Linked DNA regions of Mus musculus: region 2 is linked to region 1. Evidence: chromatin loops called from intact Hi-C (ENCODE). Cell type or tissue: heart. All regions are shown on one strand. Each heading gives the region's core, and the rest is flanking DNA. Links, peaks and the distances in the headings are about the cores only. Region 1 overlaps Rhpn2 (rhophilin, Rho GTPase binding protein 2). Region 2 overlaps Cep89 (centrosomal protein 89).

Region 1 (2,902 bases), core at 114-2,613:
GTGTGGCCCCCACGCTCCCGGGCACTAGACAGTTCCCAGCACTCACGAAGGACATCTGGAGCGTCAATCAGGTTCAGAAGGTCGTCATCCTCTCGGTGCTGGGTGTGCTTGAGCTGAGTGCGCTGATGGGCAGCAGACAGCACATCCCGGAGCACCTGAATGTCACGCAGCTTCTTGCACAGGTTGGCCTCCCTCAGTGACTCCTCGTGAAAACCAATGGCCCGGTGCAGATGTCCTTTACCTGCAGAGAGAAACAGCTCTCAGACCAAGAAAGGCCTTTCTGATTGAGTGACTTAAAAACAAACAAACAAACAAACAGGCCTTTTTGTTTGTTTTTGTATTTGATGAGGAAACTTTTATTTTTTGAGAGTGGGTAGAGGGAGTGTTATTCTCAAATACCCTAGGCTGGCCTCGAACTTATTATGTAGCCAAAGCTGACCTTGAACTGTTGATCCTCCTGCCTCCATCTCCCTCGTTCTGGGATCACAGGCATACTCTACCATACCTGGTTTATGTGGTGTAAGGGATCCCACCCAGGGCTGCATGCATGCTAGGTGAAGTGCTAGCAGCTGAGCAGCTAGGTTAACCATTGAGCAGAGCTCCAAAGTAAAGCAGGAGCCTTAGGGATACATGACAGGAGAAAGTTCCTGAGAGAAAAACAAGTGCAAAGGCCCTGGGGCAGGAACATAACCAGGTCTTCGAGGAAAGTGGGTTCCAACTGGATGGAGGGTGGACAGAAAGATAAATCAGATCAGGGCAAGGTCGCTGCTGACCATATACATGCTGGGAAGGCCAGGGAGGAGCCTGTCAGGATGTGAGCAGGGGACTAAGGTGGCCAGGGTCTGCAGGGACAGAAGTGAGAAGAGCAGCTATAAGATATGCTAGGCCTATCTCATGGGGCTGTGCGGGGTTTAATCGAGCCACCGTGAGTTCGGTAAGCTCTGGTGATGTGACTCCAGCTAGGGTGGTGAGATGGGAGTTGAGAGCAGAGCCATGTGATCCGCTGATAAGAACGGCGGGTGGGAATGCCAAGCAGAGCCAACTCACTCCAGAGGGAGAGCCTCTCTCATCAACACTTGGCAGAGAACTAGACCAGGACTCTGCATTTCCAGCTGCCACTCACTACTGGTGAAGCATAAAAGCAACGCTAGGAGCCAGGGCACACCAGCATTTGGGAAGCTGAAGCAGGGGGGTGGCAAGTTCAAGGTTGGCCTGGGCTACAGAGCTGGGCAGCTTACTAAAAATGAAAATGAAAATGAAATAATGAAATGAAAAGAAATTTTTTAAAAAGACAGGGGGTGGGTTTAGTGGTGACGTGTTTGCCCAGCATATATGAGGTCCTCTGTTCAATGCCCAATTCTGAAAAAGGAGAAAGGAAGAGGGGAGGAAGAGACTTAGGAAGCTGAGGCAGGAGCTCACAGCAAGCCTGAGCGGCCTATGCTGTCTCAAAAAGGAATGAATGGCCACATAAATGAATTGAAGAGAAAGAAAACTAAAGGCAGGCAGATCTCTTCGAGTTCAAGGCCAGCTTCGTCAAGTCAGGGCTACATAGTGTAACCTGTCTTAAAGAAGAAAGGGGAAGGGAAGGGAAGGGGAGGGGAGGAGAGGGGGAGGGAGAGAAGAGAAGCAACAACAGTTTCCACAGCAGTGTGGCCGAGTGCCAACTATGGACAGCTACAGTGTCAGGAGGTAGTTAAGGGCTGGGCTGTGGTAGGAAGCCATGAGAACGTAGCTCTGGAAAGCCCACACAGTTTCTCAATGCTGGGTGGTCTGCTTTCTCTTGGAGCCCCACCTTGGGGCTGTGTGTGAGCAGGAACAGCAGAGGAGCAAGCAGAGCCCGCCCCACCCCGCCCCGCCCTCACCCCATGCCCCGCCCCAGACAGGACCACGCACCCAGCAGCACACGCTGCCCAGCATTCTTCAGCGTGGCCAGCGGCGTCATCCCTTCTGGCATGCGGTCATAGAGCTGGGACAGACACTTCTCTTGGTGGTCCTCGTCTGCGCCTGGCTTTACTGCAAAGACAGCAATAGGTTACAGTCCCTCACCATGGAGACAGTGCCCCAGACCTGAATTCTATCTGAACAATGTCAAAACGCTATTTTTGCCTCCAGGACAAAGCCTAGACTACCAGGCTCTAAGCTTTTGTTCCCAGTGGAGACAGCCGGACACATAGTAGGGGTTCAGGATTTGACCCTGGACCAACCTCCTCTTACTTTCCCCTCAAGTTAAACATTCTATGGAGCCTCTAGCACCGCTCTATTCCTGTCAGAGGCTGCAGACCTTCTGATAACTCTCCTCCTTTATTTCGTTCTCCCGGGAAGAAGTCTTTTGTGTTAATTAGGGAGATAGGGTCTCTGGTAGCTCAGTCTGGCCTGACACTATGTAGTTGATGATAACCTTAAACTTCTGATCCTCCTGCCTCCACCTTCTAAGTGTGAGGGTTATAGGCACATACCACCACAGCCAGCTTTTTCAGTGGTGTGGACCGAACCCAGAGCTTCCGCACACCAGGCAAGCAGCCTAGCTACCAAGCCGCTTGCCCAGCCCCTGTGATCATCAGTGCCGAGTGTGTCTATGTGGTGCTTAGGATGGGAATACACTCCGGACCCATGAGTTTTAAAATGCCAAAATGAAGGAATTAAGTAGCCTGTGTGCCTTATACACAGCACTGCGAGGCTGAGGTAGGTATACTGTGAGCCTGAAGACAGCCCAACCATGTGGCAGGACATTATTCAAACAGAAGACAGGCCCAGGGTGAGTAAGATAGCAGTCATTCTCAAACTCAATACAGACTTTTTGTGCAGTCCCTGTTTTGATGTAATTTGTTTTTATATTCTGTTTTTTGAGACAGGGTCTCTCTACATAGCCCTGGCTGTGCTGGAACTCACTCTGTAGCCCTGA
Region 2 (2,902 bases), core at 229-2,728, 55 kb before region 1:
GCCACTTTGGTTACCCGCCCCTTTCAGTATCTTCACCCTCTTGGCTGCTGTGCCTGGTTCAGGGTCATGACCACTCTGGACTCTCCCAGATGTGTCTGCCCCTGGCTCTGCTCTCCATTGTATCTACAATAAACTTTCTCCTCTACCACAGGAACAGTCACGCCTTTTCTTTATTTCTTTTTTTCATTCAATAAATTTGCTAAGGCCAAGAACTTACTTGAAAAGAAATGACAAGCCAGATTTACCAAAGACTCAAACTTAAGAACTGCAAATGAAGCTCATGTTGCCGGAGCAAAGCCTCAGGGCTGGGGAAGCCCAACACTGGGCGCTGATGAAGAGAGACTTAAACAAACTCTGAGCACAAAACAGACCGACAAAACATGGGAAATGTCAGCCAGGACGGTGAACAGATAGAAACTTTGAAAGGAACCAAGTACCAAAGTATCAAGAGCGCCTGACCGCCACTGAACCTGAGTTCCACAAGCATGCCAGGAGGCAATGAGAAGCACGCACGCACGCGCACGCACACACACACACAGACACACACACATGCATGTACGCACACATACACATTACACACAGACACACTACACACACAGACACACGCACACACACACACACGCACACGCACACACACACATACACTACACACAGACACACATATACACACACGCATGCACGCATGTGTGCACACACTAGAGAGATGGCTCAGTGACTTAAAAGCGCTTGTTGTGCAATCATGAGGGCTGGAGTTTGGATCCCAGCCCCAAATAAAAAGCCAGGCACCCAAAACACACTTATAACTTGAGCTCTTAGGTTGGCAGAAGAACGGATCGTGGGGCTGGCTGGCTTCCATCATAGCGGAGAAAATGCAAGCCCCAGGATCAGGGAGAGGCCCTGCTCACAGGAACGGGTGTGACTGACAGAGAAGGCCCCAGGCTCTTCTGGTGGTGCTCCGGCGTGGTGCTCCCGCACTTACCTTTTCTGCTGCAGCGCCTCATCCAGGACCTCCTGCTTTTCCTGCAGCATCCGATGTAGGTGCTTCACCTCCTTCTGGTACTGAGCTGCTTTGCCGGCAAAGTCCTCCTGCTGTTCCTTCAGGCGGTGATGGATATCCCCCAGCTTCAGTGCTGCCTGCTTCTTGTACCCCTGCAGGGGAGGGACTCTGTGAACAAGGGGTGTGGCCTCTTGCAAGTCAGAGCCTACTGACTGAGTGTGCCTCAGCCAGCGCTGACCTGGGAGGCAAGTCTGGATCTAAGGAGACAGAAGGACCAGGTACAGCTGCAGCTTAGGCAGAGTGCTTGCCAGGCGCTCACACAAAGCCCTGGATTTGATCCCAGCACGGGGAGACAGAGGCAAAAATGAGTTTGGGGCCACCTGGGATACAGTGAGACTCTGACTCAAGAAAACATAAATTAAACAGTGATACAAAAGAATTTGGGGTATAAAAAAACCTGAGCGATGGCTCAGTGGTTTAGAGCAATTCTTACAGAAGACCCAAGTTCAGCTCCCAGCACCCATGCAGGCAGCTCACAACCACCAGTAACTCCAGCTCCCGTAACCGACACCCTCTTCTGACTTCTAAGGGTACCAGCACTCACACGCACATTCCCACATACAGACACACACTTACATAATTAAAAACGAAATAAAACTTAAAAAGGAGAACCAAACTTCTAATCTATATTATGTTTGATTTTTGTAGGGGTAGTATGCTAAAAATGCAAATTAAACATAAAATATCTGCATCACAGAACCAATAGGATGCTTTTTGCAAATTAATCTACTCCAATCTTCTTCTCCAATTTTTTGTTTGTTTTGTTTTTGAGGCACAGCCTTATGTAGCCCAGGTTGGCTTCAAATTCCACATGTAGGTAAAGGGGATACTGAACTTGGGCTCCTTCTGCCTCCATCGGCCACCTCCCCATCTCCCTACCCCAGTGTTGAGATTGCAGGTGCGCACCATCAAATCCAGCTCCATACAGAGCTGAGGATCAAACTCAGAGCCTCAGGAGTGCTAGGCAAGCTCTACCCAGGGAGCCACATGCCCAGCCCCCACATCTGCATTCTTCATGGGCAATCCTTCCATTAACTGGCAACTTAAGCAACAATGCCCACACTGTCAACACTGTTCTACACTATCAAAGCAGTCTCCTAGAAGCACTCAGCTCGGGCTGGGACATAGCTCAGTGGCACGGGGCTTGCCTAGCACACAAAAGGCTTTGGGTCTAATCCCTAGCAATAGCAACTAAAGAGGTAAAAGCTCAGCTTATCACCTTCCATTCAATGTGGCTCGCCCTCAAGCATTCCCTGTGCCTTTTGTGTATCAGTTAAGGCATTGAGCCGCTTCCCCGTGCCTTCAACCAACTCTCCAGGCAGAGGGGCTGTGAAAACTGATCGTGAGGACTACTTTAGGGTATCAATTCTATGGACGCTCTGTATCTAAACCTCTGACGTCCGTTTTAGAAATGACCCGAGGGGCTGATGAGGTGACTCAGTGGGTAAAGATGCTTGCTGCCTGACGCCTGAAGCCTGACTTTGATCTTAGGAAACCTGCATAAAGCTAGAAGAGAACTAAGTCTACAAGGTTGTCATTTGACACCCACTCATACTGGATGCAACCAAGGCATACATGTATCACGCAGAGAGACAAGAAACACAATAAAGTTTTAAAAGTAAATCTTGGAACTGGAGAGGTGGCTTAGCAGCTAAGAGCACATGCTGCTCTTGCAAAGGACCTGAGTTCAATTCCTAGTACCCACATGGCAGCTAACAACCATTGTTCAATTCCTAGTACCCACATGGCAGCTAACAACCATTCTTTGCCTAAGAATGATCAGAGGATCAGACACCCACATGATGGAAAAGCATATATATAGACAAGATACTCATAAACATAAAA

Evidence for each region. A loop is a pair of places that touch in the nucleus more often than their neighbours do. Peaks named below come from ENCODE experiments on the same cell type or tissue, not always from the same donor. Only the 100,000 strongest peaks of a DNase experiment are listed, where the experiment ranks them.
Region 2: it touches region 1 in a loop (3-fold over the local background); 1 of 42 quality-filtered maps calls a loop at or near these places.

What each region holds. Positions count from the first base shown.
Region 1 is chr7:35,378,676-35,381,577 of GRCm38, reverse strand. It overlaps Rhpn2 (rhophilin, Rho GTPase binding protein 2), which reads right to left. Exons shown (of 15, transcript NM_027897.4): 10 at 1,894-2,013; 11 at 47-241. Among named protein-coding and RNA genes, the nearest start is that of Faap24, 17 kb to the left of the region's middle. In heart, for the core only: a CTCF peak has its summit at 1,132; a DNase peak (open chromatin) is centred at 1,047; H3K4me3 peaks cover 652 bases; H3K27ac peaks cover 1,092 bases.
Region 2 is chr7:35,433,721-35,436,622 of GRCm38, reverse strand. Cep89 (centrosomal protein 89) reads right to left here. Exons shown (of 19, transcript NM_028120.3): 18 at 980-1,149. The region is part of intron 3 of Gm42378 (a long non-coding RNA gene); the gene reads left to right. Among named protein-coding and RNA genes, the nearest start is that of Gm42378, 14 kb to the left of the region's middle. In heart, for the core only: no CTCF peak of the experiment used is centred there; no DNase peak of the experiment used is centred there.